Linked DNA regions of Mus musculus: region 1 is linked to region 2. Evidence: chromatin loops called from intact Hi-C (ENCODE). Cell type or tissue: left cerebral cortex. All regions are shown on one strand. Each heading gives the region's core, and the rest is flanking DNA. Links, peaks and the distances in the headings are about the cores only.

What was found. Hi-C counts contacts between places; a loop is a spot of excess contacts. Peaks named below come from ENCODE experiments on the same cell type or tissue, not always from the same donor. Only the 100,000 strongest peaks of a DNase experiment are listed, where the experiment ranks them.
Region 1: a loop joins it to region 2, with 2.7 times the contacts of the local background. A loop is called at or near these places in 3 of 42 quality-filtered maps.

The regions. Positions count from the first base shown.
Region 1 is chr8:72,380,360-72,395,650 of GRCm38, forward strand. Eps15l1 (epidermal growth factor receptor pathway substrate 15-like 1) reads right to left here. Exons shown (of 24, transcript NM_007944.3): 7 at 11,531-11,656; 8 at 9,049-9,108; 9 at 6,502-6,729; 10 at 4,408-4,565; 11 at 2,321-2,477; 12 at 1,968-2,053; 13 at 1,058-1,130; 14 at 535-696. Among named protein-coding and RNA genes, the nearest start is that of Gm46043, 26 kb to the right of the region's middle. In left cerebral cortex, for the core only: a CTCF peak has its summit at 7,461; no DNase peak of the experiment used is centred there.
Region 2 is chr8:72,170,235-72,185,525 of GRCm38, forward strand. It overlaps Rab8a (RAB8A, member RAS oncogene family), which reads left to right. Exons shown (of 8, transcript NM_023126.2): 3 at 1,006-1,066; 4 at 4,292-4,369; 5 at 5,606-5,695; 6 at 6,089-6,154; 7 at 7,386-7,436; 8 at 9,811-11,132. The coding sequence ends at 9,903. Among named protein-coding and RNA genes, the nearest start is that of Hsh2d, 12 kb to the right of the region's middle. In left cerebral cortex, for the core only: a CTCF peak has its summit at 7,355 (motif pointing right); a DNase peak (open chromatin) is centred at 7,365.

The DNA of each region.
Region 1 (15,291 bases), core at 4,875-9,874, 210 kb after region 2:
CACCAAGCTTTCTTTCTCACTGTGTGTGGAGCTAGAGATATAGCTGGTGGATAATGTGCCAGACCAAAATCTCCCTGCTGTCCTCTGATCACACACAAATATATCCACAAATTCTCTCTCTCTCTCTCTCTCTCTCTCTCTCTCTCTCTCTCTCTCTCTCTCTCTCTCTCTCTCTCACACACACACACACACACACACACACACACACACACACACGAATGAATAAGTATAAAGCATAAGGAGTCTGCATAGCCAGAGATCAGTGTACAGGACCTGCAGTTAGAGAAAGCAGATAATATGTGATAAAAGGGGTCACAGCAGGAGGCAGAGGCATCTGCAGCCCTGTTCCCTGTTGTAGGACATCCACGGCATAGTTACTGAAGCCATGCAGTTTTGCAACCTGATCCCTAGGAACAGAAGGATTGTTCACAGATCAGGCCTCAGGTGCCTAGATATTTCTCAGCTGGCATTCTGTCATCTGCTGGCAAGAGCTGTCAGGGAAGCTCGGGGACACTGGCCACACCGTGAACTCACTGTCTGGGTCTCATCCTGGCATTTCTGCCGCACGTCACTCAGCATGTCCCGCAGCTTAGCCTTCTGCTGGTCCATCTCATCCAGGCGGTCCTGGGCATCCTGTTTCTGAGCCTCAAGCTCCTGCAGACTACTAGTTTCCCGGTCTAGGTCATTTTGTAATTCCTATGGAAATGGGTGGTATTGACTGGCACTGGTAACAACAGTTCCCAGATAAGAGGTTAAAGCAGACCCTGGGCTGGACTGTGGTTCAGCCTTAGACACTATGTGGGGAGGGCCTCCGTCCCTGTGCCTGTCAAGGATGAGTATAAGGCCCTAGGGTCTACTTCTGGCACCTGGGCACAGACTAGGCTTGGAGTTTTATACTCGCTGCCTACCAGCTATGAGTGAAATCCCAGGTTCCATCCCCAATGTCACCAAGGAAACAAAAACACATCGAAATCCCAAAGCATTGTCATATATTCAGCACACAATTCTGACTTTTTCCTACATTCAGCAGGCCTGAGCTGAGGCACAGCATCCACACCTGTACTTCGCTGGTTTTCTGTCTGATTGCCTCTTCCTTTTCTCTGATGTCTTGTTCCAATGAGTATTTCTCTCTGCAGGTTTAAAAACAATGGATGAAAAACTCTGGAAGTTCAGGAGGCAGACAGGGTGGAGTAGGAGTGGTCCCCAGCATTAGCAAGGGGCTCCCAGCTGACAAGTCAGCAAGGAAATGGAGAGCTTGAATCCAGAGCAGCAAGGACCTAGCGAGAAGTCCAGGCATATACCTTCTCCTTGGGCTCCAACACCAGCGGACAGCTGGCACAGGCACCTGCACACCCTCCCTATGAGCTACTATACTCATGTCACCAAACTACTTAGTTCTGTGACTGTCACACTAAGAGAAACCACTTCCTATATCCCACATCCAATCAAAGGCACTCAGTAGTCTGACACTGATGGGCCACTCAACAAAGAGGGGCACAGGGGACAAAGAATTGCAGATGAACACCATCCAGTACTGCAGGGACAGTGGGCTATGAGGAGGTACTGTGGGAATCAAAGATATGTTGTGAAGAATTTCCTGAAGGACAAGAATAGAAAGCAAAGCTGGGCTAGGGGAGCCAGGGGGAGTGCATGGAGTGATATGACAGTCGCTGGCTTCTGGTAAAAGGGCAATGAGGAACTGCTCCACTGTGTACAGCAGGTGTGCCAGACTTAAGTCTGTCACCTAAGCTGTGTGCTAGACTCTCATCTCGGCTGTTTGTATCCCTAGGCAACTATGTAGCCACAGCCTGACTGAGGCTACCTGAATAATATAGACTCAGAGCATCAATGATTCAAGCAGAAATAGATCTGAGAAGACTTGTGTCCTCCCCTCCTTCAAAGGCTTATGGGTAAACGGACATAAGACTGCTGCATCGGGACTCACCAAAAAGTAGGCAGCCACATACCTCTGCAACTGTGCGATCTCCTGGCTAATGTCATCCAGCTCTTTAACACCAGTGAACTCTCCTGATGCCAGAGTACTTGAACTGTCCTAGAATTAAAACTTGAAATGTCACAGGGAGCCAAGTAGCTTACATGTCAGTGGGACCAAAGCACTGGCCACTGACTTGAGAACACTCCAGGTGGCCCAATCAAAGGATCCCCATCCCCTTAGTCCCACCCCCAAACGTGGCCTGGAGACTGAGGACTGGGGGGAAGGGAGGGCGGTGGGGTGGGGGTGGGGGGGTGTCTTGGGGCATGAGCACCACCTTCTGGTGGGTGGTGGGAAGAACAGAAACAAGGATGCCTGGCTACTCACTGGAATGGGAGTGCCTCTCTCAGAGGGTGGCACCATGTCAGGCGAGAGGACTTGAGGAGGGTCGATGCCTTTACTGACCTTCTGCTGAATGAAATACATAGCTAGTGCGAACTGCTCTTTGCTTAACTTGCCCGTTTGTCTTGTATCAGCCAGGGCCCTGGGAGAGATGTGGGATGCAATTACACATCACAGTTGCACTTGCCACCTATTCTGAGCCCTCCCCGATTATCAAGCCCACCAGGACCACAGCAAGCCCCGGGCACTGCCTCCATGTTCCCATCAATGCTGATGAGCACTTCCTTAAGGATGGTCACGAGTGCATGGGAGCAATGCTCTGGCCTACAGAACCTGCTTTCAGGAAGAACACCTCCCCACAACACACACCCCTTTAGTTGACTGTGAGGGTCAAGGCTTTCTTGGTTCATTTTGTTCAAGGTACTCCAGAGATGCAAGTGGCCAGCACAGACCATGAGTCCTTGGGCAGATGGGGCAGGGCTACATTCTCATTCCTGTTGAGGCTGTGCATGGTCTCCAGTGAGAGCTGCACTCTGGAGGTCTCAAGACACCCTCCCTGACCACAGAGTCTTCGACAGCAGGAGCTTGCCTTGGGCCTGTGTCTTGTGTGGAACCAGGGAGAACAGAAGTATCCTAGATGAGATGGCACTGCATGGCCTGGTGAGGGCAAGCACTTTTGACTGCTGGTTAAAAGTACAGTCACTTGCCAGAGGTGGGCACAAGGCCTTCATGGGCCCACTCTACAGCAGCTACCTGCAGAGCATAAACGCAAAGCAGGCTTAGGCTGCTGAGGCTTCTCCACTTGAGTGCAACAGTAAGCTCTAAAGAAGCAGGCAGGCTGGCTAAAGAGGCAACTGAGTGTCCCCTGACCCTTGGTGCTGGCTCTCCTCCCTACCTGGCTAGGGTTACTCAAGATGGTTCTTTCAGGTGACCAACTCAGTTCCCTGATCCAGTCAGAAAGCAGCCAGGAAGCTACTCAAGGCTCTGGTTTGGAACAAGCTAACTTACTGGACCACACCAGTTACGTTCAGAAGAATCCTCGCTCTGAGATGTCAGCTCTGTCCAGCACTTAACAGGGGTAGGATGAAGGCAGATCCCTCATCCAGCACCAAGTGTTTGTTATTCAGTGGCCACCATCTACACTAGAACAGCTGTAACAACTTGCAAGAGAACCCCGAAAATCAACCTAATAGCTGATGACTGTCCCTGTGCTAGCTGGCTTTGTAAACTTTATACAACCTAGAGATATCTAGGAAGAGGGACTCTTGAGACAATGCCTTCATCAGATTGACTTGTAGGCAGCTCTGTGGGGGCATTTTCCTCATTAATGATTGGTGGGGTTGGAAATTTCATTGTGGGTGGTGCCAACCCTGGGTAGGTGGTCCTGAGTTGTATAAGGAGACTAAGCAAACCATGGGGAACAAGCCAGTAAGCAGCACTCCTCCATGACCTCTGCTTCTGCTCTTGCCTCCAGGTTCCTGCCTGACACTGTGATCTGGAAATGTAAACAGAAACAAGCCGTTTCCACATTGTTTTGGGTCATGGTGTTCTATCACAGAAATAGAAAGCCTAACTAAAACTATCCTCCATAGGAGAGTAGGAGTTGGACCCTCACCTACACCTCCCAACCCCTTTATGTCATTCTGATTTAATCTCATGTGGCCTTGGGTCTCAAGAGGTACCAGGGTCCACAGAATGTGGAAGAGGACCAGCTGTGGGGTCACCAGCACATCTGGCTGACATTTACTGGCAATGCAGTTGCCCCCCACAAAATCACACTCTGGTGACCCACTCGACTTCAGTGCAATGTACTTGGAATGCCCATGTCCAAGTGGGACCTCACTGGAACTGTCAAGGTCCTTGTTGAGGTTACTCAAGTGGCAGGCAGAGTAACCGTTACAGGTGGCTGTGACAAGGTAAGGCTTGTGGAGAAGACTATTTTCAACACAGCTCTCCAGTATCAGATAAGGGCTGACCCTACCTCCCTGTATACTGTCACCTGGAAAACGGGAGCCCTCCCCACCCTCTTTCCCAGCCTCTCAGAGCACCTCCACCAATGTTTCCATCATTACCAGATGTGTGCCAGAAGGTTCTGAGTGAGGCCTGAGTGCATGAAGATCTCCTTAACTTCCTGGCCACTCACATAGCCATCAAGGTCCAGGTCTGTCTTCAAAAAGATCTCATCAAAGCGCATCTTATCTGCCACAGGCACAACCCAGGCCACTGGTGGCTGAAACAGGTTACAACAGAGTGACTTATTTGTGAGCCCTGTCCCAGTCTCAGCTCTGCTTATACTTCTCACTGACAGTGTCAGGACCATACAGCCCAGTCCAGGACCCTGGCTAGGAGCAGAGAGAATAAAAAAAGGTCAGATAAACATACACACATACAGTGAAGTTCGGGTCAGTGGGGGATCTCTGCTGCTACCATTTCTGCTTCCTGTAAACCCAGAACAATAGCATATGGAGATAGTCTCAGGATAGAAACATCCAGGAAGAAACTGCAGCTGCTGACCAGTTTCCATTTTTTGTTGTTTATTTTCACTATATGATTATCCCTCAGCTCTGGTGAGTCTGAGACAGGAATATTAGGAGTTCATGACCAGCCTGGAACTATAACAAGACCCAGTCTTTTTGGTGTTTTCGAGACAAAGAGTTTTTCTGTGTAGTCCTGGCTGTCCTGGAACTCCAGACTGGCCTTGAACTCAGAAATCTGCCTGCCTCTGCCTCCCAAGTGCTGGGATTAAAGGCGTGCGCCACCAGTAGCAAGTAGCTAGCAAGACCCAGTCTTAATGAGCATGGGATACATTTATCTGCTACTGACTTCTCTATGCTGCACAGCCATTCCCTATGCAGTCTCTTTGGGCTCAAGAGGCATGTCAGTACATGCTAGCTACTGAGCCTTCATGGACACCAAAGCTCTCAGCACTTTCTTACGTGTACACAGACCCTGAGCATATCCTCCCAAGCACTTTCCCCATCTTAACATGACTAAGAATGCCCGACTCAATGTTACAGCTCTGTGCAGTACATTATTTCTTTGTCACAAATGCTCATGGGACAGGGAAATAATGTCCTCTGCCAGGACAGCCTTTCCAGCGTCCAAATGTTCTTCATAGAAAGTCCTAGGTACTGTACCAACAAAATAAGCTCTTGTCCCAGTGCCGGAGCCAGGCACACTGATGTGTGATGAGTGAGAGGGCAGGCCTGTGGTTAGAAGGTGCTGTACTGAACTCAGGCCACACATAACTGCTGTGGCATGTACCCACCCATGTGTGCTCAAGCAGTCAATGTAAACAAAGCAAAACAGCAGGCAATGCAACACCTTACAGTAGAAAAACCTCATCCTTTCATTCAGTCTTAGGGCACTGAAAGCAGTTAGAAAACAGGGGCTAGGGCTGGGAGCTTCTTCAGTGTTTAAGACTGCTTGATGCATAAACATGAGGACAGGAGTGCTGATTCTAGAACCACGTAACAAACAAGCAGGACATCCTGCAAGTGCCTACAACTCCTGTACCAAGAGACAGAGTCAGGGAGACCACTCAGGTATGCAGGCTACCAGCCCAGCTAGGAAAGAAAGAAGAGCCCCAGAGATCAAGAGACCTTGCCTCAAAGGAATGGAGAGACAGTGATGGAGGAGGACATCTGATATCCTCAGTGGACTCCAAATAAAGATGTGTGCACATACTTACACAAATGCATGCATATAAACAGATAAACAGATGAAAGAGTCTGTTGTCAGTAAGGTGAGTCCACAAGCAAGCACAGGTTCTGTGAAGACACTGGATCACTTCAATGAGGACTTGAGCACTAGAGAGCACTGTCCAGGCCCACGTACACCAGGGAACAATTCCACTTACCTGAAAGCAAGCTCATTCTGAACCATACTCATTTTTTAAGGTTCTTTCTTGTTTGTTTATTTATTTAATGCGTATTGGTGTTTTGCCTGCATTCATCTATGCACCACATGCTCAAGTACAGACTGCTGCGAGCTGCCATGTGAGTGCTGGGAATTGAACCTGGTCCTCTGGAAGAGCATTCAGTACTCTTTAATCACTAAGCCATCTCTCCAGCCCCACACCTCTAGTAAGGTTTTAAAAAAATTTGATCAAAGCTTTCTCTTTATTGCTGATGAGAAATGATATACAAGAGGCCTTGGGCACTGACCTGCTTGACGCTGTGCTTCGGGGACAGGCTGCCTGTGCTGTTGAGGCTGCTTACGCTGCCGTGGGATGGTGTGGAGCGGAGGCTGTCTTTGGGTGGGGGACTAGCAGGCAGGACAGGCACAGCTCCTGCAAACACAGTCTTCTTCCTCTTAGAGGGTGGGATGAGGGGCGGGGGCAGGATGGAGGGCACTGGTTCCTTCTCCAGGGCGCGGTACACCAAGTGCATAGCCTGTGGTGTCAATGAGAAGAAAAAGGCACTGGGGGGGTTGGCCCAGAACACAAAGAGCGCCTCATGCAGTCTGGGAGCCATGGGGATTCCTAGAGGCTCTAAGGAAGCTGCTCATCTTTTCTCTCTCATCAGCCTCCTCTGCATCTTCAAGACATGTCCAATTTGGGCAGCTGAGTGAACACAGAAGACAGCCATCCAGACACAGCACACAGCCACTGTCTGTTCCATCCTAAGATCAGAGTTACCTGTGGTCTGCAAAAGTTATGTAGAAAATTCCGGAAACAAAAATACACATTCCTAGCACTTCTACTAGAGTGCACTGCCATGACTAGTGTGAGACAGGTATCTCAAGTTTCCCAGGATAGCCTCACACTCACCAAGTAGCTGAAGATGCCCTTGGACTCCTGACCTTCCTGCTGTGTCCACAGGATTTTGGCATGCTTGGCAAGCACTCTACTCAGTAAACAGCCCAGTCTTTGTTTTAATTACCTCACTACAATCATTACTACTTTATTACCAATCAAAGCTGTAACAACTAAAGACACACAGGGAAAAGTGAAGCTCACATATGTAACAGATTTGCTTGAGTCTCTAGGCACCTATACCTCCCCTCAGCAGGCAGGTTGACCACCAGCCTCAAAGCTTATGATTTCCAAAGTTCTGAAGTCTGGAGGTGCACTGACACCAAGAGGAGACACAGTATGCCCCTAGAGGGGACAGTGTGAGACAGCAGGGAGCTACTGCACTGCAAGAGGAGAGAGATGGTCTAAGTCATGTCTATGTATTTATTTATTCTGAGGCAAAGTCATGGTATAAAGTTGAGGCTGGACCTGAATCCCAATCCTCCTGCCTTAGCCTTCTGAGTCCTGGGATGATAGGCACACTGGCAAAAATCACAGCTTTTGAAGGGTAATTTTCATATCTATGAGTATTTTGCCTATCTGTGTCTGGACATTTTATGTGTACAGTGTCCATGAAGGCCAAAAGAGTGCATCAAATCCCCTGGAGCTGGAGTTACAGACCACTGTGAGCCACCAAGTCACAAATGGAAGCTGGGAATCAACTTGGGTATTCACACTGTAGTAAGATGTGTCTCTGTATTTTCAACTGTTGATTACTGTGAGAGCTAAATGCTGGCAGGATTTTGGCATTATCATAAAAACTTGGCCCATCATCTGCTTCTAATTTGTATGTTAGTCCCTTCCCATCTGCCCAAAACATGAAGGTCAGGAAAGCTCCCCATTGCCTAAAGGCGACTGATCTAAGAAATTTGGAAATGTTGTCTCATTGCTGATTGGTTGCAATAATGAGCTGACAGACAATAGCTAGGGCAGGAGTTGTAGGTGGAGAGGGAGCCGCAGGATAGATAGCAGGAGAGATACTGGCGGCGGCAGCAGGAAAACTGAAAAGGACAGGAAGGGAACAGACATGGACTGGAGTGGGGCAGGGAGGTAAAAGAGGTGGGTCTACAGGGTGGGTCTCAGCGATACAAGGTTAGATTAAGTGGCTAGAGACTGCCCCAGCAAAAGGCCCAAAGCTGTAAACCACATAAACGTCTCCATGTCTTATTTATACCTCAGCTGGGTTTGCAAGAGGCCTGCAACACCAGGTCTGCAGTACCGAAGACATTTCTCCAGCCCCAATCTCACAGATTTTAAAGTCTATTTTAAAATGTAACTGGAAAGTCAGGTGCTGTACACATTTACAATGCTAGAACTTGAGAGATAGAGAAAGGAGAATCAAGAGTCCAAGACCAGCTTCAAGGAGGCAGTGATGGCTAAAGGCTTTAATTGTTTAATCCCAGGACTCAAGAGACAGGCAGACAGAGCTCTGAGTTTGAGGCCAGCCTGGTCTCCAAAGAGAAACCCTGTCTCAAAAAAAAAAAAAAAAAAAAAAAAAAAAAAAAAAAAAAAAAAAAAAAAAAAAACCAAAAAACAGAATAGAACAAACAAACAAAAATATCAGCTTCAATTACCTGAGACTGTCTCAAAAAAACAAAAATAGGCGGGGCAGTGGTGGCACATGCCTTTAATCCCAGCACCCAGGAGGCAGAGGCAGGTAGATCTCTGAATTCGAGGCCAGCCTGGTCTATAGAGCAAGCTCCAGGCTAGCCCACAAAGACAGAGAGAAAGGAGGGCGAAACAGGCATTGTAAGGTAATCACACTGGATAAAAGAGTCTGAACTCTCGAGTACTCCTGAACCTTTTTAAGTACTGGGAAGATGTAAAAATAAACACTTTAACACAAGACTGCAGCACCAACCAATGTGGGCACTTCCTTAGGTCTCAGCAAGGTGGGGACAAGACACAGAGGACTTACCACAGCAAACTCATCTCGGTCCAAATGTCCATCCTTGTCTATGTCACTGAGGTCCCAGACCTAAAGGGGACAGACAGATCCAGGAGAGTGATGTGAGAAGGAAGAGCTTTAAGGCTCACCCAGCACAAGCATGAGACCAAGGCAATCACTGGCCATTAGGGAGCTCTATACCTGTCTTCTAACATACCCACACAAGTGAACATACACAAAGCACACACACATACACACACATCACACACAAAGAAAAGGGAAGAAAAGAGAAGAAAAGAGAAGAAAAGAGAAGAAAAGAGAAGAAAAGAGAAGAAAAGAAAAGAAAAGAAAAGAAAAGAAAAGAGAAGAAAAGAAGAAGCATTTAAAAACTAGTCTGTGAGGTTGAGGCAAGAGGATTGGAAGCTCAAGGCCAGCCTGGGCTACAGAGAGTTCTTGGCTGTCTTGGCTATATAGCAAGATCCTATCTGTGGTGGGCTGGGTGGGAATGCCGTTAGTATTTGCAAACTTAGGCTTTGAGGTTTCAAAAGCTCATGCCAGGTCTTTCCCTGCCTCTCTGCCTATGGATCAGGATATATCTCTCAGCTACTGCTTCAGCACTTTATCTGATTGCCTGCTGCCATGCTTTCCACCATGATGACAATGGACTAAACCTCCGAAACTGTACACAAGTCTCCAATTAAATGCTTTATTATAAGAGCTGCTTTGTTCATGAAGTCTCTTCACAGCAACAGAACAGTAACTAAGACCCTACCTAAAACTATCAAAACAAGAAACCAAAACAGCAGCCTAACCCTACATCTCTCTGAAAACCATGCTCTGATGGAGTGCTGAAGATCAAGGTCGAGATCTGCACCCTTCCTACAGCATGCTCAATTCCTAGGCAACCCTTTCAACTGAAATTTGACTCAAACCTGGGTCCTCTGCAGGTCATAAGCCCTAAGACCCAGCCCCAATATCACAGACTTTAAAGTCTTTTGAAATGTAACTGAACAGGTTCTGCCCATAGTTCTAGAACTTGGAAGACAAAGGCACATCTAGTGGGCATTAAGAGACAGTCTCAGAGCCACTGAGGACCAGTGTTTGTTGCTTTTAGGCTCTACTAGAGTTTAGGAGCCTCTGAAAGACCTCAGTCCCTCTGTAGCAACGCCCCACAGATGACAAGCTTGCCTGACCCACATATACCATAAAGCAAACTGCCAGGATGATGCCTTGGGTGCAGCCATGACCCTCTAGAAGAACAGAGCCCGCAGTAGGGACCTGAAGCCAAACACTTCACATTCATAAGAACAAATTTGAAGTTCATTTTTGATAAGGGATTCCCAATACAGGATCCAGCCAACCAGGCTGGCCTCAAACTCATGCTCCTCCTGCCTCAGCCTTTTGGGATTATGGTGTGCACTGCACACCCACTAAAACTGAGGCTTTAACATAAATAAAGAAATGTACTATGGAGGTAGATCAGGAGTTTAAGGTTACACCCAGCCAATATGGAAGGCAAGAGATCCCATCTCAAAATGATAAAACCCAAAATGAAATATCTAAGACTATTTCTAAACCTGTGAGTTGAAAGTGCCTTAACCTCCAGACTGACAGGCAGGAAAAAGCATTTCCTTAAAAAGAGAAAGCAAGGCCAATGGAATGGCTCAGCAGGTAAAGATGCCTGCTGGGAAGCCTGAAAAGGTGAGTTTGATCCCCTCATAGAGACAACCAGATCATGCAAGCTGTCCAATGACCTTCATAGATACACAGTGGTGTACACATACTGTGCACATCTACACACTAAGTTTTTAAATGTAGGCAGCATGGTGGCACACTCCTTTAATCCCAGTACTGAGGAAGTATAGTTAGCAGATTTTTATGAATTCAAGACCAATACTATCTACACAAAGAGTTCCAAGCCAGCCAGGGCTCCATTGTGAAACTGAAGAAAGAAAAAAAGAAATTTCAATGTAATTATTTTTTAAAGCTGGATGTGGTGGCATGCACTTGTAAACCCAGTGCTGGGAAGGCAGAGACAGGATCATGCCTGGATTCTCTGGCCAGTCAGCCCAGCTCAGCAACTTAGTTAATTCTAGGCCCACTGAAAGACCCAATCTACAAAAAAGTAGATAGCAGTTTAGGAATGCTTCCAAGATTGTCCTCTGAACCTCACATATATACACACTCCTGTGAAGACACTTTTTAAAAACAAACAAACAAACAAACAAACAAACAAACAAACAAGTAGAAAGAAACAAATAGACAAAAGAAAAGAAGGATTCCTGCTAGGCTCAGCGCAGGCTCTCTGGTTACAGGTCCATGTAACCTTCTCCCTCTGCCTGTACCTCCCATTATAAAATGGAAGGGTGCCAGCATCTTCCCGGGGCAGAAGAGCAGTCTTGACATACAGGGAGCATCCGGTGTACAGTGCATGATGGTGGGAGAATAGTGATTGTTAACAGTCAAGCATACTGCAGTGCAGGATGGGAAAACACCCAGCCCAGTACCTTACCCTGCCCAGCACATCCAGAGGTAGTTTCGAGTTCATGAGGACCGGCTTGACCTTGTCTCCAGAGAGTAGCCCATTGACTGGTAGAAGGCTTTCAAAGATGCCATCAAACTTTGCCTTCTCCTCCACCTACCAGGAAAGAAGCCAGACTGAGTAAGAGCAAGTAGTGTGGATCCATAGCCAGGTCTGCCTACTTGGTGAGAGCAAGATGTCTGGGTTTCCAGGGAGAATTTAATTTATGGCTTGGGAGGAAAAGCTCCCTGGCACTTTGAGTCTGGGGGTCATGGGGAGCAGAGGCCAGCAGGGTGATGTTTCCCCTCTGGAATGAACATGACCAAAGTCAGCCTCTAGTGGAACCAATGGCACAGCCTCTCATTCCAGCACCAAGACAGACCTAGGAAGATAGAGGGCTTGAAGCCAGCCTCTGTTATATGGGGAGATCCTGTCTCAGATGTAAATCTCAGTGCCAACATTTTGCTTTTCATTTTGCAAACACAAGCTGTGATGGGGCTCAATGCAGTAAAGGTTTGAGTGCCAACCTCACCACCCAAAAAAAAAAAGGTTTGGAAAAGAGTGCTAGTGCTGTGGCTTGGTGGGTGGAGTGCTCATGAAGCATGCACAAAAAGCCCTGGACTCCATCCGCAGCACATATAATTCACCTGTGATTCCAGCACTCAATTCAAGGTGGAAGCAGGAGGACTAGGAATTCAAGATCATTCTTGGCTGCACAGCAAGTTTGAATACATGAGACCCTAACTCAGAAAAACAAACTAATGGGCTAAGGATGTAGCTTGGTGGCAAAGCCCTTGCCTAAGAAGCTCAAAGGCGTGGTGGCGCACACCTTTAATCCCAGCACTCGGGAGGCAGAGGCAGGCGGATTTCTGAGTTCGAGGCCAGCTGAGTTCCAGGACAGCCAGGGCTATACAGAGAAACTCTGTCTCGAAAAAAAAAAAGAAAGAAAGAAAACAAAGAAGCTCAAAGCTGTCCAAGAGGTGCCTAACAGGATCAAGAAAAAAGGGAGAACATGAGCCATGAGGGTGGGGCTACTGCCATTCTGAAAGCATCCACAGCCCACACTTGTAGTTCAACTCTGGCTCAGGAGTCACAGGTTTTATAGTCATGTATCTCTAGTTTTAACTTACTTATACACATTTAAGTGGGAGCACCCACACCATGGTACTTGTGTGGCAATCAGAGGACAGCTCTCTCCTTCGTTATGTGAATTCAGGATCACCACACTTGGCAGCCAGCCCATCTTTTTTTGTTTTTGAGACAGGTTCTTCCCTACATGACCCATGCTGGCCTTGAATATGTGATCTGTCCTCCATCCTCAAGTTCCCAAGTGTTGTGGAGACAAGCTCGTGCCACTGTGATAAAACAGCGACTGAGACAGAAGTTGGTATCAGGAACTGGGATACTGCTGTGAAGTCCTCACCTGCTGCTTATTGCTGCACGTGAGCTTTGGAACTCTGGATTAGGAAAGTAGTAGAATGACTTAAGTGGGGGATTAATGGATCATCCTAGTAGGAGCATAGAAGACAGTGCTGAGGGTGATGTGAACTGTGGAAAAAGAGTAATAACGTGACCAAAAAAAAAAAAAAAAAAAAAAAAAAAGTGGCCCTTCTCTGAAAAATTTGCCTGAAGCTAAATTAAAAAGTTTGGGATTAACAGGGTTGGCAGAGGAAATGCCAGGGCAGCCTAGTATTATTGACTCTGTCCTGGTGGTTTTTTTTGTTTTTTGTTTTTTTGTTTTTAAACTCTTATATATTACATGTCCATGCAGTTTCCCCTCCCCCTTCTCATTCTAATCCTTCCCCCATCCGCATCCACTCCTCCTCCATTTCCCTTCAGAAAGGGCAGGCCTCCCAGAGATATCATCTATTGTAAAAAAAGAGCAAGCTGAGCAAGGAAAAATACAAAAGGTAGAGCCTGAGGAGAGAAGTTGCAAGAAGTGTGATGGAGCGGAGTCTCGTGCCTACCAAGACCTAAAGGGCAAGACCTCATCCAGTTAAGCTTCTAACTTCTGAAAAGAAATTTTAAAAAAGTTTAGAGTTAGGCATGGTAGTGCTGCCCATAATCCCAGCACTCAGAGGCAGGGGCAGGCACATCTCTGAGTTCAAGACCAGCCCGGACTACAGAGAAAATCCCAGGACAACCAAGCTTAGGCAGTGAAGGAAACCATCAAAAACAGAAAGCTGCTAAAGATGTAACTGAATGAGGAGGCCATGTTCCAGCCCAGGTTAAGAAGCAGAACTTGGCAGCTTTGGCTATGTGGTTCTGGCTTTAGAGGAAAAGATACAAGAAAAGGGTTATAGAATCCCCCTCCACGACTAAGGAAAGCCACTGAGGCCCGGCAGGTAGTAGGGGGGTCCCTACATGAAGCCCACAGAAACCACTGTGTGAAGCTCTGAAAGTGAAGTTTGGATTGCCTTCGAGACCTCAAAATGTTGCAGATGCCAGAGACATGGGATATAGTTTCAACAGAGAGTAGAACCAGCTCACGAGAAAGAAACTTGCTGCAGGCACCAAAGCAGGACAGATTAGAGCACTGAAAAGCACTTTGCTATCAGACATGGATGCAGAGTTTGGAGTTTGCCCTGATGGTTTTCAGTCTTGCTTCTGTCCAGTATATCCTCACTATATTCCTTTTCTTCCCTTTTGGAAAGGTAATGTACATCCCGTGCCATTGTATGCTGGTAAAATGAGATCTATGTTCTCATTTTGGTTTTATAGAGCATTACAGTTAAAGAGATTGCATGACTCTCAGAAGAGACTTTGGACTTTTAAACAGGGCTTGAGACTGTGATAGACAATGAAAACTTTTGAAGTTGGACTGCGTGCATTTTGCATTATGATATGGCTATAAGCCTAGGGGCCAGAGAATGGAATATGGTGGTTTGAATGAAAACGGCCCTCAAACGTTCATAGGTAGTGACTATTAGGAGATAAGGCCTGTTGGGGTAGGTGGGGCCTTGTTGGAGGAAGTGTCATTGTGGGTGGGCTATGTAGTTTCAAAAGCCCAAGCCAGGTCCAGTGGCTTTCTCTTTAGCTCTCCAGCATGTCTGCTTGCACACCATCATGCTTCCCACCATGATAATAATGGGCTAAATCTCTGAAAGTATAAGCCAGCCCCAATTAAATGCTTTCATTTTTAAGAATAGCTAAGGTCAGACTGGAGAGATGGCCCAGCAGTTAAGAGCACTGACTGCTCTTCCAGAGGTCCTGAGTTCAATTCCCAGCAACCACATGGTTTCGCACAACCATCGATAATGGGTATCTAATGTCACCTTCTGAAGACAGTAACAGTATACCCACATACATGAAATAAATAAATCTTAAAAAAAAAAAAAAAGAAAAGATTTGCTGAGGTCGCCGTGCTTCTTCAGTGACTAAGACAGCCACCACGTTTGTTTGCTAATTTTCCTTCCTTAGAGGCAAGACCACATCACATTATGCATGGAAGAGAACACCTTAGGTGCTGAACAAGGGTTTTTGCAGATCAGTGGACACCTCAGAGAGGGAAGAGTGGCTGGAAGACTGCCTGAGCTGGGTGTCTCCTGTCTACTTGGAAGAACCAATACAAGCAACACAGCCTCAAATGCTTGCTGAGAGCTCAGGGATTCAACTGCAACCTCAAACCCTTAGCTCCTTGTTCCAAGACTCAGCTGCGAGATGCAGTAAAGAGACTGGAGAAGCAATTTTCCAAGTCAAGTTTAGGCATAGCTATTTTCTCTGTGCTGGAGAGGTAGAAGCAGAGGGTCAGC
Region 2 (15,291 bases), core at 5,330-10,329:
AGTTCCACCAGCAAGTCATCTGAGAATTAACATTAACATTAAGATGAGAGATTTGGAGCTAGGAACAGGACTCAGTGGCAGAGCACTTGCCTTAGCATACATAGAACACTTGAGTTCCATCCCCTGTGCCATAGTAAAATAAGATTCAAAGTCAGTGGGCCAGCAAGATAGCTTAGCAAGTAAAGGTGCTTTCTGCAAAGCCTGTTGACCCTGAGTTCAATCCCAAGACCTAGACCTAGAAGGAGAAGACCGACTTCTGCAAGTCTCCAGCCTGTGCTTTGGCACTCACGAACAATAAAAATAACAGAAAACATTGCAGGCAAGATGTAGAGCTCGGAGTCAGCACTGGGCCTTTCTGTGGAATCCAGACAGCCAGGGCCTTCAGGAAGAGCCAGGGGCTCAGTAAGTCACTTTCTTCCAGACCTAGGGATGGAACTATGACCTTGTATGTACTAGGCAAACACTACCACCAGGTACACCCTGTCCCTTTCTTACTCTCTGACAGTGTCCTGCTGTGAATCCCAGGCTGGCCTGGAACTTACAGTCCTCCTGCTTAGGCCTTTCTAGTGCCAGGATGACAGATGAGTATGTAGCTCAGTAAAACACCTGTTTGTAAACCACACACCCCATATATGCAGGTGGCATTAACTCAGATGCCCCCTCCCTGGACACAACCTCCTTCATGCAGGTAATGACAGAATGCACTTTGGAGCAGCAGCCCCTGAGCTCACCCTGCTCTTTCTGACAGTCAAGACTACGGCCTACCCTCAGCATTGGCTGCAGGGACCCCAGGACATACCTTGGAGCTAATACGTGGAAGGGTAGAGGGGGCACAGGCCACTGGGACATTCGACCAGGGGGCTCGGAAGGGCTTTGGTCTATCATTCCATATGCCCTTCTGTGTAATCACAGGAACAGAGGTGACTCTTTGTTGAGCAGGAGGGACTCAAGGGAGAAATCCAGCAGGCCAAGGGTGTCACTAATACCATTCATCTTTGCTTCTAGGGACACGGCCGGCCAGGAGCGGTTTCGAACAATCACGACAGCCTACTACAGGGGTGCCATGGTACTGACTTTTTATTGTTGAAGTAGAAACAAGTAGTAGTAGTAAGGCCTGAGTGATCGGCTTCTGTTGTTATTGTCTCATCTTATTAAAACAGTCCCAAGATATAGCCCAGGCTGGCCTAGAATTCACAATATAGCCAAAGCTGGCCTGGGACTCAAAATCCTTCTGTCTTACCTTACCAAGTGCACACAGTTTGTTTTATATGTTTTTAAAATGTTGTTGTGTGTATTTGTGTGTGCATGTGTGTACATGACTGTGGAAACCAGAGGTCAGGTCACCCTCCAACATTATTCCTTGAGTGATTCTCACTGGCTTGGAACTTGCCAGTAAGACCAGGCTAGCCCAGAACTCACTTTGTAGTCCAAGCTGGCTGGAAACTCACAATTTTCCTGTCTTAGCTTCCCCAGGCTAGGATATCACAGGTGTGTGCCACCATACCTGGCCAACCTTTGTGTCTTGCAGAGCCTGTGTTCCAACTCTTTAGGTAACTCAGGACCCGAACTTGCTTTAAAGAGGTCAGTGTGCCCTGACTGGCTCTCTGAAACATTATCTCCTCGTATATAATAACCTCTGGACCTCAGACCCAGTGTAGGGATGAGAGAAGCACCAGGGAACCATCCTTCAGGCGAAGGCAAGCCTCGGCTAGCCTCCACAGAGACCATTAATACTCTGGAATTTACTAGAACAACTTGAAGTTTGGACTTACTTGGGGTTATCATTGTTCCATCTTCCACCTGGACCTGCACTAGCAAACTCACCCCCACATATTTTCCCTGTGGAGATGGGGAAGGGTAGAGGGGGAGACAGGAAAGAACAGGTTCCCACCCTGACCAGGTGCTGCTTGTGTGAGACTATGCAAAACAATGCGTGAAGGAACAAAGAAAGCAGGAGGAGCCACTTCAGTCCTACCCAGAATCCTGGGCCACCTTCCAACCTACCTCCTCTCAGAAATGTCCCCACATTCCTGGGGAAACAAATGGATATCTGTCCCAGAGTCCCATTCTTTCACCTGTGCCTTCTGTAGCTCAACCAGCCATTTAGGGCCACAGGCTCCCAGTTCTTGCCAGCATGCTATCCATACTGTGAGCACAGTGTGAGTCTCAGTCCTCGTGGAGGCCTGAGAACTTAATGAGGACTGGGATCAACAGGCATGAATAGTGACATTAGACTAAGTATTTAGAGCATCCCAGGAAGGGCAGCCAACATTGGAGACTCAGTCCTATGGTCTGCAACCATAGCATCTTCTATGCTAAGGTTAATTTTTTTTTTTTTTGCCCTTCCTGGGGACTGGGGTCAGGGGTACCTCTGTCCTCTGGAGAGAGCTATTTGGACCTCTCTAGACTCAGATAGTCTCCCTGAGCCTCTCCCCACCTCCCCCCCATGACTGGTAGCACCCTCAGTTTTAGCCTGGTTCTCGTTGGATCATGGCCATGCCCTGATCAGGTGCGGACAGGTGTGGACAGGATCCTGAGACTTGGCAGTCCAGCCTGAGTTCACACACGGATTCACTGGCTGTGCCCGAACCAGCACCAAGACGGTGGGAATCTACTTCAGTGTTGTTTTGATGAAACATGTTCTCACTGTGTAGCTTAAGCTGGCCTGGAACTTCTGATCCTTCTGCCTCAGCCTCCTGTATGCTGAGATGACAGGTCTGTGCCACCTTACATACATGTAAACCATGCCTGGGTTACAAGGAGCCAATGATGGAACCTGGGGCTTCATGCATTCTAGGCAAATGCTCTGCCAACTGAGCTACATACACTTTTTTGTTTTGTTGTTTTGAGATAGGGTGTCACTGTGTAGCCCTAGCTGACCTGGAACTCACTATGTAGACCAGCTTGATTTTGAACTCAGAAACCTGCCTGACCCTCCCTTTTCCTGGGTATTGCTATTAAAGGCAAACACTGTCATACCCAGGCTGATTTTTCTCTTGGCATCATCTCTGAACCTCAGACTTGTAGTGAGCCTCTGCATCAGCCTCCTGGGTGCTAAAATTAGTTAGTGAATTATTAGTTATAGCTTGCGCGGGCTAGTTACAGCTCACACAAAAAGCCCATGTCACTTTGTTTTTATTTGGTTCTGGTTTCAGGACTGGGAATGGAACCCAGGCCCTGACTCGGGCCTGCCATTGACCTATGCCCCGGCTGGTCCTTCCTCTTCCACGGCAAATGTGGGCAGCCTTAGAGATGGGCTGCTGCATTCTACAAAAGACTCTCCCCTGTAGTGGATGCCTGAGGGAGAGGGGCAAGCAAGGCCTAGGCTCCAGCCAGCTACAGCCTGGAAACACACGGTGCTTCATCCTATGTGGGCCTCCTGATAGTGTTACCAACTAAGCCATTGTAGGCGCCTCATAGGAAACCCAGGCCTAGACTCCTGCAAATTCTCTTTTGACCTATACACACACACACACTCCTGAAGCTACATAAGGAAATCCAGGGCTGTACCAGACTATCAGAGGGTGATTGCTCTCTGATTCAGTGTCCTCTGTCCTCTGAGGCTTGTGTGTATGTGTGTGTGGGGGGGGGGGGAGAAGGGGGGATCTACATATAGCATAGGCTGATCTCAACTTGCAAGAGTCCTCTTGCCTCAGCCTCTGAGTATTATTTCAAGCATGAGCCAGCACTCAGGTCTCATGGATTTCCATCTTAACAAAAAGATCTATCTTCCTATGCCTCAGTTTCTCCTCTATAGTAGCAGTGAGTCAGTAGAGTTAAGCTGGGCTGAGGCCACTTTCTGCGTCTTTTGGATCTGTGGACTCTGTTAGGTATCCCCTCATATTCATTAGGGATCTGAAGAGACCACTTATCCTGGTCTCTTCAGAAAGCAGATCTCAGCTCTGAGTCACTGGAAGGCACATGAGGTCAGACATGGTAGGGTCCCGACCCTTCCAAGGGCAGGGCCTGAGTACATAGCCCAACCTGCTGTAAGCCTAGCACATAGTAGATAGGATGCCAGGTATCCTGAAGAGGCACTGGTTGAGTCTGGGGGTCTTTGAGGGTCCAGGCACACATTTGTGCTGGCATAGGGAGCCAGCAAGGCTCATTACAAAGTGTTTCAAGGTCTAGCTTGGGAGTCAGAAAGGTCACTATGTAGGTAGAGAAGATGACAGCTAACTGGCTGGCCAAGACAGTGGTCATCTCCAACAGTGGCCACATCCAGTCCTGATGGGTACACTGCCTGTCCTGTAGACCCTCAAAGTCCATGTCCCACTCTCTCCCCAACCAGGGTATCATGCTGGTCTACGACATTACCAATGAGAAGTCCTTTGACAACATCCGGAATTGGATTCGGAACATTGAAGAGGTGAGTGTACCCTTTTGCTTCCTCTCCTGGGCTGTGACTCGGAGCCAGGAACCTGGGAGACAGGTAGAGAGAGAGGAATAGGACCAAGACCCCTGCTGTCCACCTGAAATCATCATTGGCCCACAAGCCACACAGTGCTATTTGGCTGCTCTTACAATCATTTCTGTTTGGGGTCACATGAGCATTTGGTCCAAACATTTTGAGCTGCTGTGCAACAGGGTATGAGCCTGTCCAAGTCCACATTTGGGACAACAGGTAGTCATAGAATGAGACCCTGAATTATAAAGGGATAAAGAGGCAGCCAGTCCAGCCTACCCTCCCAAAGCCAACTTTGTCCTCTGTCCAGGTGCTAGCCACACCTATTCCCTCCCTGGCCAGCTCCACCTATAGCCCTGATGACTAAGCAGGTGGGGCATTGGATCTAAGGTGTCAAGAACTTCACCTGTCTACAAAACCACAAAGGAGCACTTTTCGCTCTGGACCCAAGACTGGTGGGCACCCAGGCCAGGCAGAGACGAAATTGAGAGCTTTGAGCTTGTGTTGGGACCAGGCCTTTGCCCTGGCTGTAGAAGTCATCTTGGTCAAAAGAGGAGTTCTGATTTTGGCTTTGGGGATACCCTGAGTGATCCTCTGGCAGACAGGAGGTATGACAGGGAGCAAAGAATGAGTTTCCCCTACAGCAGAGCTGCTCTCTGATATTCTCTCCTTTGGGAAGCATGGTCTCTTCTACAGAGGAGCTGCTGGAGGGACTGATGAGGGACCCATCTCTAGGAGAGCAGTCAGAGCTGAGCCAAGCCTGGGTGTTCAGCAAGAACTTAGCAGGAAGTCTTGCCTGTTCTAGGCACAGCCTTGTTTCTAGAATGTATAGAGAAGAGAAAGTTGAAAGATCCAAGCCGGCATTGGGACTTAAGCTGGCAAGTTGTTCAGTGGATAAAGGCACTTGCCAGCAAGCCTGATATACTCAGTTCAATTCCTAGAACCCAGATCATGGAACCCAGATGTAGCATGGTGTGTGCATGGGATGGCTCACAAGCTAACATGGAACTGCTCTAGAGGGCGTGGATAAGGTCTCTGAGCATCTGCTCTGGGAGTCATGCCTCTGGAGCCTAGTGACCATGATCTGTGCAAGCCATTTGCACAGTCAAGAAGTGTTCAACCACTAGGGACATGAGCTGCCAGCCACCAAGCAGTCCACACCCTGCCCTCCACGTTGACCCTGATCTGCCCTCTTCTCAGCATGCCTCTGCAGACGTGGAGAAGATGATACTGGGGAATAAGTGTGATGTGAATGACAAGAGACAGGTGTCCAAGGAACGGGGAGAAAAGGTAGGTGTTGCCCTCGTGATCGTTTTCAGCTTGGGTGCTTCTTCCTAGTCTTTTTGCCATCCTGACTTGCCTGAGATAGAGAGATCCTTGTGAGGTGATAACCCTAGGCAAGACAGAGCTTCCTCGTGGCTAGCAATGAGAGCTTGGCAGTGAACTCTTATCTTGTCACCAGAACCAAGCAAGGCCAGGCACAGCTGGCATCACAGCAGGGAACAGAGCTGGCTTAGGCTATGCCACATTCCTCTCCTCTGCACCCTCCCCACGTGGTGTGCAGTACCATCACACAGTGAAGGTAACACCCTTAGCTTGAGTATGGTAGCAGCCCATCCCAGTTTCCATTCCTTAGGAAACAATGGGAGTCCACACTGTGTTCATGTGTCGCCTTCATTACAGCTGGCACTCGACTATGGGATCAAGTTCATGGAGACCAGTGCAAAGGCCAACATCAATGTGGAGAATGTGAGTCCAGTCAGATCCTGCAGGGAGCCATGGGCTTGTGGGATCAGTGCTCCAGGGCTGGAGGGGCTTTCCTTTGGGAGATTCAGCCTGGAGTATCCAGAGGGATTGGCCTCTGGCTCAGGATGCCCTCTGTCAGGCACTCAAGACACAGTCTCACTAGCTCAGCAAATGAGGGAAATCAAAGCTCAGATTCCAGTACCTAGTACCCACTACCTACACCCAGCTGTGTTCCTCTCAGCCACACTATTAATTCACATCCCCAGTGAGGATCCAGGTCCCAGTGCTGTGCCCTCATCCTTATGTTGTCCCCAAGGCAGTGCCAGCCTGGCACCTGGCCCTCAGCTTTTCTCACACAGCCCTAGTGACACTCAAAAACAGACCTGCAGAGCTACCTGTAATCTCAGCACTCAGGAGGCTGAGGCAGGATTGCTGAGACCAGCCTGGGCTACACATCAAGACTGGGGGCGGGGGCTAAATCGCTCACATCACTCCACAAAGTACCCAGAGGACGGTGGCCAAGGCCTTTGTCCTGTTCAATTCCCTTCACTCCTACTCCTCCCATAAGCCACTTGGGCCTGCCCTCCCCAGCCTTTGCTACACTCCTTTCCTGCCATCAGATTCTTGTTCCCCTGTCCAGGCCAGCCCATCTCCATGCACTCTCCCCTGGCCCCACTTTCCAGGTCTCCAACACTGCATGGAGATGCTAAATCCAACCTACCTCAGATTGTCCCCTCCATGGGACAGCAGTCATTTGCAAACTGGAATTTGTAGCTGTTCTTTAAAGAGAGGAGGAACCAGGCTTGATAGTGATGCCTGTTGTCCCAGTACTTTGGAGGTGGAGGCAGAAGAAACAGGAGATTTAAGGTCATGTTCAGCTACAGATGTCTAAGGCTAACCTAGACTCTCTAAAATTAAAATTAAAAAAAGGAATTGGCATGGACAGAACATAGCCATGGATAGATAATCCTTCCAGACCCTTCTGAACCAGTTAACCACGCAATACCTTTGGGCAAATCACATGGTCTATGAGCCTCATGTCATCAAGGGCCAACTGAGAATAATGCCTGCTCGCATTCACAGGATTGTTGGTTTGGGGGAAGGCCTTTGTTCCAAGGTGCTCTACAGGGGGTGACAGATGGGAGCCTGACTGGGGACAGGAGGCAGACCTCCCTTCCCTCTAGCCAATAACTTCCCACCACTAGAGGGTGCTGACGGCCTGTTCTTTCCACAGGCATTTTTCACTCTTGCCAGGGATATCAAAGCAAAAATGGACAAAAAATTGGTGAGTCCAAGTCCTTCCTCCATGTGGGGTTCTGTAGGATGCAGCCACCCTTGACTGGGACAGCACATCACTGCCCAGACCTGCCATCCTAGTGAGAGTGTGTGTGTGTGTGTGTGTGTGTGTGTGTCAGTCTGCATGTGTGTACATGCGCAAATGGCAGCCAGAAGTCAGTGTCAGTGTGCTCTTCATTCAGTTCCCACCTTAGCTTTTGAGACAAGATCTCTGATTGGACAGTGAACCTCGGGCCCTTCTGTCTCTCCTACCCTGACACTGGGATTATAAGTACCACCACCCTGGCTTGGTCTTTGTTCAGTTTTTTTACAGTATTATCTTATTGGCTTTTTCATAGTATGAATGTTTTGCCTGCATGAATGTCTGCACCAAATGCATGATTAGTGCACTCAGAGGCCAGAGAGACTGATAGGAACAGAGGTACAGATAGGAACTACCATGTCATTCTGGGAATTGAACCCAGGTCCTCTGGAAAAGCAGCCAGTGCTCTAAACAGCTCTTCAACGCTTATTTATTTATTTATCTGTTTGTTTGTTTGTTTATTTGTTTTTATTTAGAGTCTCCCTTTTGGGGCAGGGAGGACACATGTATGCTGGTACCTCAGAGGCATGGGATCCCTGTAGCTGAAGTCACAGATAGTTGTAAGCTGTACCTCATGGGTGCTGGAAATCAAGCCCAGGTCCTCTGCAAAAGCCACTGGTGCTCCAACTTGTGAGCTATCCAGCCTCCACACCTGGCTGATGTCTGCTGGGGGTCAACCTCAGACTGAGCCATCACTGCGACCCTTTCAAGCCTAGCAGGCCATTGCTGAGAAAAGAAGGCAAAGCTTTCCTGACTGAGCTTAACATGTCACTGAAGCCTGGGGACACTAGGAATACAATGTGACCCTGTCCCCTAAGCTCTTACCCTCCCCAGACCTACCTGTGTTACTAGAGATCAGAGAACAATGGTTAGTCCTGAGGCTCTTTTTTTTTTTCCTTTGAGACAGGGTTTCTCTGTATAGCCCTGGCTGTCCTGGAACTCACTTTGTAAACTAGGCTGGCCTCGAACTCAGAAATCCACCTGTCACTGCCTCCCAAGTGCTGGGATTAAAGGCGTGTGCCACCACCGCCCGGCTCCTGAGGCTCTTTGAAGTGTGATCACCCAACAGAATGCGTGAAATACAGCCTGCCCCACACGTTCAACTGGGCTCTGAGCCACCAGTGAGGCACAAGGTGGACTCGTGGCATCTCTTCATGCTTACATCTAAACGGCAGCATTCCCTGTACAACCTATGTACCAGGCAGGCAGTACAGCACACAACTCAGAGCTTCGTTTGATAGCAGACCTATACTGGAAGAAACGAGCTCACACACACGCACAAAAATAAGTAAATCTAATTTTTTTTTAAAGATTTATTTATTTATTATTATATGTAGGTACACTGTAGCTGTCTTCAGACACTCCAGAAGAGGGAGTCAGATCTCATTACGGATGGTTGTGAGCCACCATGTGGTTGCTGGGATTTGAACTCCGGACCTTCGGAAGAGCAGTCGGGTGCTCTTACCCACTGAGCCATCTCACCAGCCCGTAAATCTAATTTTTAAAAACCTTCTTTGTAAGAAAAGGACTAGCGTTTAGCTCCTGTGTTGCTAGCAACAGGTGGACCTCTGCACCACTGGAGCACAAGAGGCAGAAAACTCTATGCCTCCATGATAGACGATAGGGGTGTTTAGCATAGATAGGTGAGTAGATGGGGAAAAGGTAGGGAGGAAGGAGGAGCAGAGGAGAAAACAAGATGATTGTATCGCTGGAGGATGTGGCTAATGATAGAGCACTTGACCAGCATCAGGGTCCTCAGGTCATTGCCCAGTGGCAGCAAGAAACAGAAGAGTGTGGAAGGAGGTGTCTGGGTGTTGGTGGGGAGGAAAAAAGAAAGAGTAACGGCCTGGGGGATGGTGAGAAGCAGATGAAAGCAGCCTGGGGGCCGTGGAAGGTGAATGAACGGTCAGGAGACAGTGGGATGCTTTTGGAAGAGAGTGGCAGATTTTGAGGGTGAATGACTGCAAGAGTTTGAGTGGATGTGATCGATCATAGGGGAGTGGGAAGGGTGATAATGGGTAGGTGGGGGATTGGATAGGGGGTGGGTAGTGATTCAGAAGATAGAGATTCGATGAGTAGATGGACAGTAAGTTAGCAGGGAATGGTTGAACATCAGGGGGACAAATAGATGGATGGATGGCTAGTGGGTGATTGGATCTAGGGTAATGGATGGTGGAGTGATTAGTTGGACAGTTATGGACAGACCATTTGACAGCTGTTTGTGGGTAGTAGGTAGAGCTGACAAGCCACAGTAAGTAACAAGGCAAACTTGTGACTTCAGGAAGGGAACAGCCCGCAGGGGAGCAGCCATGGAGTCAAGATCACAGTGGAGCAGCAGAAGAGGACCAGCTTCTTCCGGTGCAGTCTCCTGTGAGGACAAGGTCTCTGCCCATTCTGAGCCTGTGCTCAGCCCAGCTGACTGTGCCTGCCCCGGGCCAGCCTCCACCTCTGATGTTTGGACACGGCTGCCCGGACTCGATTGAGAAATTGATTATTTTTTAGTAACCGTCTGATCTTTTCCACCTTCAGAGATGGAGAGAGTTAGAATTTTGCTGTTTTTCCTATGTCATCTGCCAGTCAGGCCTATCCGTCCCCTGCCTCATAGGCACAGATGGAGAGAGGTTGGGTGGGGGCCCGGCAGCCTCCATTTCCAGCCTTCTGTCCTTCCAGCACAGAAGGTAGCCAGCGGTAGTGCCCAGCCTGCCTGGCCCCCATACTCCAAGCACCACCACCGGGGCCACTGAGGGACAAGCCTGCACCTGCCTTCAGCTGTTCTCAGTTGTGGACAAGTGACAGCCATGTCCACTGTCTCCTTACGTGTCAAACCAAAGGGAAGCACAAACTAAGGAAAGCTCACTTAGAGGATTTTGGAAGAAGTGGACCGCTTCCATGGCCAGAGCAGGATGGGAGTCTGCGATTCAGACTGAGGTGACGTCACCACCATTCTCCCATGACCCACTGTCATTGGGCCACCTGCCTCAGTGGCACCAAAACCGCCTCCCCAATCTTCTCTGGCTGGCTCTAATCGGATGTTCATTTTCTATCTAAGATGATTTTTTTATTTTTCCAGATTCCTAACACCATGAAATGAATCTGTCTTTGATTTTCTAGCAGCATACCTGGGAAATTGGGAACCAGAATGACTGCCCTGTGCCCACAGGGCACCTGGTCCCTGAGTCCCAGACAAGCATTCCATGGCACAGCGCTCCCCTGCTGTCTTTACCCAGTTGTGATGTGACAGCTCTGTCCTCCTGGGGAGACTGATTGGGACTGATGTCCTGGTGGGAGGGTGTCCTGGTGGGACTGATGTCCTGGTGGGACTGATGTCCTGGTGGGAGGGTGTCCTGGTGGGACTGATGTCCTGGTGGGACTGATGTCCTGGTGGGAGGGTGTCCTTTGGGAGCACCTTTCTTTTTACTCTAACTCTTCCCCCAAGCTCCAAGCTGCTGTCAGTCCAAGCTGTCAGTATCAAAATCTCTCCCTTTTTTGAAATTAAAACCAACGTACCAGCAATAGTCACCTGCCCTCCCCTGGAGTCTCTGATGTACCATGTTTACACTGACTAGTGCACTCAGAAAATTAGATTAAAGTGCATTTAAAAAGAAGTAGTTCCACCTGTGCAGCACCACCAGGTGGCTGTGATTGGTTACAGGTTCAATAGGTGCCTTTTAGCAAAAAGTGGCCTGAGGCCTAGAGAGGTGGCTCTGCAGTTGAGCACTCGCAGCTCTAACAAATGAGCCAGCAGTCATCTATTGCCAGTGTCTCCTCAGTTTGGGGTGGGACATCATCCTTCCCTCCCCATCCACACTAGGATTTTGGCTGGCATGGTCTTTTGGTGGTCTTGTGCTTGCAGTCATAGAATCAGTGAGCTACTTGTCATGTCTGGCAAACACTGCACACATCCTCCCCTCTGGCTCTTACTGCCTACTTCCTACCTGGGAAGCACTCCACCATACTCCCCAAAGTACCTGCCTCTTAAAGGTCCCACCACCTCCTAAGTCCATGCTGAGCTGGATCTGCTTTTTGTGGGGTGTTTTTGTTGTTTTGCATCGGGCCATCATGTAGCCCAGGCTGTTCTTGAACTTGCAGCAAATCTTCTTGACTCAGCCTCTATGATGCTGGAATGGCAGGCAGTCTTCACCAAACCCAGCTGGCTCATATCATTGTGGGCCACAAAGTGGGTCACAGCTCCCACCTCATAGTTTGGAGGAAGATGCCTGGAAGATGGGGAGTGGGTGAGGAAGACAACCAAGATGTGAACACTGGTTATAAAGTTGTACAAAGTGGCACTCTTAAGATCCTTCCTGTAGGAGCTGAAGATGACTTGGTGGTTAAGAGCACTTGTTGCTCTAGCAGAAGCCCGGGTTCTATTTCCAGCGCCCTCCTGGTGGCTCACCACCATCTTTAACTCCAGTCCCAGAGGACTGACACATCTGGGCTCCAACACTATGCACACACATGGACAGACATACATAATGCAGGCCAGACTCTCAAAAAACTGCCTCCTATCTATAGCATAACTCACATCCCTGTAGAATTAGTTGGCCCTCAGAAAGAGCTCAGCATATCTGGTCCTGCCAGGCATATTTGTAATCTGGGTTCCAAGCCAGTGTTTACCAAGCAGGGTGCAAGGACAAGATTTGGTGCCCACGGTCTGCTGAAAATCATAGCCCCTTTTGTTGACTTAGATTTTTCAAAAACCTACTTTAATAAGGGTTCTTAAACACTTCAACCTCCCTTCTAGCCACCACCTACCAGAGGTTGTAGAAGTGAAAAGTTAATAGGAAATGGGGGTTGTGGGCCTGTTTAGAAATAGTTCTTTGGGGCTGTTTCAATCGTTCTTGCCAGCAGTCGCTCGGCAGTCAGCACTCACACAGGAATCAGCACCAGGAGTACTATCAAGAAGAAACTGAGGCTCTGCCAATCAGTCCAGAGTCTGTGGAAACCACCGGAATATCACGAGAAGTTCTTTGACAAGTTACTCTCTATGGAGTTAGGAAACACAAAGATCAGCAAACCCATACAAGAGCGTTGTCAGTGAAGACTAGCCAGGCAGAGCAAGCAAACCCACGCTAGAGCCTTGCTCCACTCTCCGTGGGGTCATTTTTATATTCTGTCTAAACAAAATATCCTTTAACCCGTGTCTGCTTCAGCAAAACATCATCTGATATAATAGTTTCCAAAGAAACCAGAAATTTCTACTTTAGCCTTTGAGCAGAGAGATGTTTGGGTTTGTTTGTTTTTCGATATAATAGAGTAATAATGAAAATATCTAAGATAAAAAGGGCACCAAGGAGCAGGTCATGAGACCTATTTAGGCTGTTCCCAGTACTGGGGAAGTTAGGACAGAAAAAGACTAGTGTGAGCTCTATATGGATTTGGAAGAGGCTTTTTAAATTTATTTTTATGTGTTCTCCCTACATATGTGACTGTGTACCACATTCATGCCTGTTGCCCCTGGAGATCAGGAGATATTTTGGGTTCCTTAGAGCCACTTACAAGTGAGCCACCATGTGGGGGCCCTACCAAATCCTAGTACTCTGCAAGAGCAATCAGTGTTCCTAACCACCAGCTGTCTCAAGCCCTTGGACTTTTTTTTTCTTTTTTTTTTTCTTTTCTTTTTTTTTGGTTTTTCGAGACAGGGTTTCTCTATATAGCCCTGGCTGTCCTGGAACTCACTCTGTAGACCAGGCTGGCCTCGAACTCAGAAATTCGCCTGCCTCTGCTTCCCAAGTGCTGGGATTAAAAGTGTGTGCCACCACGCCCAGCAGACATGTTTTTAACAATCACAGATTTTTAAAATATCCTCCCCAACATCAAGATTACAATATGTTTTATCGCCTAGTCTTCATGCACAGGCCACTACTTCCCATTGTCCCCCTTGGTGAGTTGCCACTGGCAGCCTGTCATCTGTCTGTAGATTTGCCTGCCAAGCTGTGTGCCAGTGTGGTTACACAAACCCTTCTGCTCCTGGCTGATGTTGCTGAGCAACAGCTTCTGATGGATGGTTTTGTTGAGACAGGGCCTCATTATGTAGCCCCAGCCACCCTGTACTCGATATGTAGAGCACTCTGGCCTTGAACTCACTGAGATCTACCTACTTCTGCTTCCCACATGCTGACATTAAAGGTGAGTGCTATCATACCCTGCAGTAGCAAGTTTTTACCTTATACAAGTTGTAGCCTGGGACAGAACTTCCTTTTTTTTTTTTTTTTTTTTTTTTTGGTTGAGTAATATACCAGTGTGTGGTATCATGTTTTGCATATCCTTCCAGGGTTCTTGGGCTCACAGTTCAAGCCCAGTGTGGCAATGTTGAGGTAGTAGAACTTCTCTATTTTTTGAACTTAAAAAAAAGGGGGGGGGGACTGTTCTCTGTGTGTGTGTGTGTGTGATTCCTGGGGATCAAACTCAACTCAGGTCATCATGCTTGGCAGTGAGTGCCTTTATCCCTTGAGCCATGATGCTGCTCACACACATGCTCACCTTTTGAGATAGGGTACAGCGTAGACTGGCCCAAATATAGCTTCCCTCCTGCCTCAGCCTCTCAAAGTTCACAGACAAGAGGTACCCCATTATTCCTTCTACTTCAACTTTGGCATCTAATGTTGTACCTGCACAGAACTGGTGCCAGTCAGTGTTTGAGAAATGAACAAAAGGATGAACAAAAGAAAGAAGAGAAGCAGGGTCATATGCAGAAAGAAGGATAAAATGGGGCCCCACTCCTGGAGTCTGGGCCAAGCTGATGCAGCTCCGCTGTAGCTACCTACCCTAAAGGCTGTCCACTGAAGCTCACCCTATGATGTCAACAGAAGAAGCTGATGTGGAGAGAGAGGGATCTCAGAGTGTCGCCCCCCCCACCCCAGACTCCTGCCACTCTGTTATCTTCCATCAGGTATCCCTGTCTCCCCTGCCTTGGTGGCCACCACTATTCCCTTCCTTCTGAAAGGACTCTGGCCAGCTCCAACACGGGGAGCATGGTTCTGGCAGCCCTTGCCCTTCGTCCAGATACCTTTGTCTTGCTAAAAATCCCTTTAGATTACGTTCATAAAGCTAGCCCCTGAGATCTATTCCCTTATTTGGCTACTTCCTCCTGAGACTGACTACCAAGTTCAAAGTATGAAGTCCAGCAATAAAAAGCCCACTTTGGCTCACCTAACTAACATGCTGTCTTAGTCAGGGTTTCTATTCCTGCACAAACATCATGACCAAAAAGCAGTTGGGGAGGAAAGGGTTTATTCAGCTTACACTTCCATACTGCTGTTCATCACCAAGGAGTCAGGACTGGAACTCAAGCAGGTCAGGAAGCAGGAGCTGATGCAGAGGCCATGGAGGGATGTTCCTTACTGGCTTGCTTCCCCTAGCTTGCCTCAGCCTGCTCTCTTATAGAACCAAGACTATCAGTCCAGAGATGGTCCCACCCACAAGGGGCCTTTCCCACTTGATCCCTAATTGAGAAAATGCCTTACAGCTGGATCTCATGGAGGCGTTTCCTCAACTGAAGCTCCTTTCTCTGTGATAACTCCAGCTGTGTTAAGTTGACACACAAAACCAGCCAGTACAATTGACCCCTTGTCAACTTGACACACAAACACATAACTATTAAGCCTCAACCCTTACATTCTTATTCATCCCCAAGGTCTAAATAACTTTAAACATCCTACAGTCATTACATATTCTTAAAATTTCAATCTCTTTAAAATGTCCATCTCTTTTAACATCCAAAGTCTTTTTACAGTTAAAAGTCTCTTAACTGTGGGCTCCA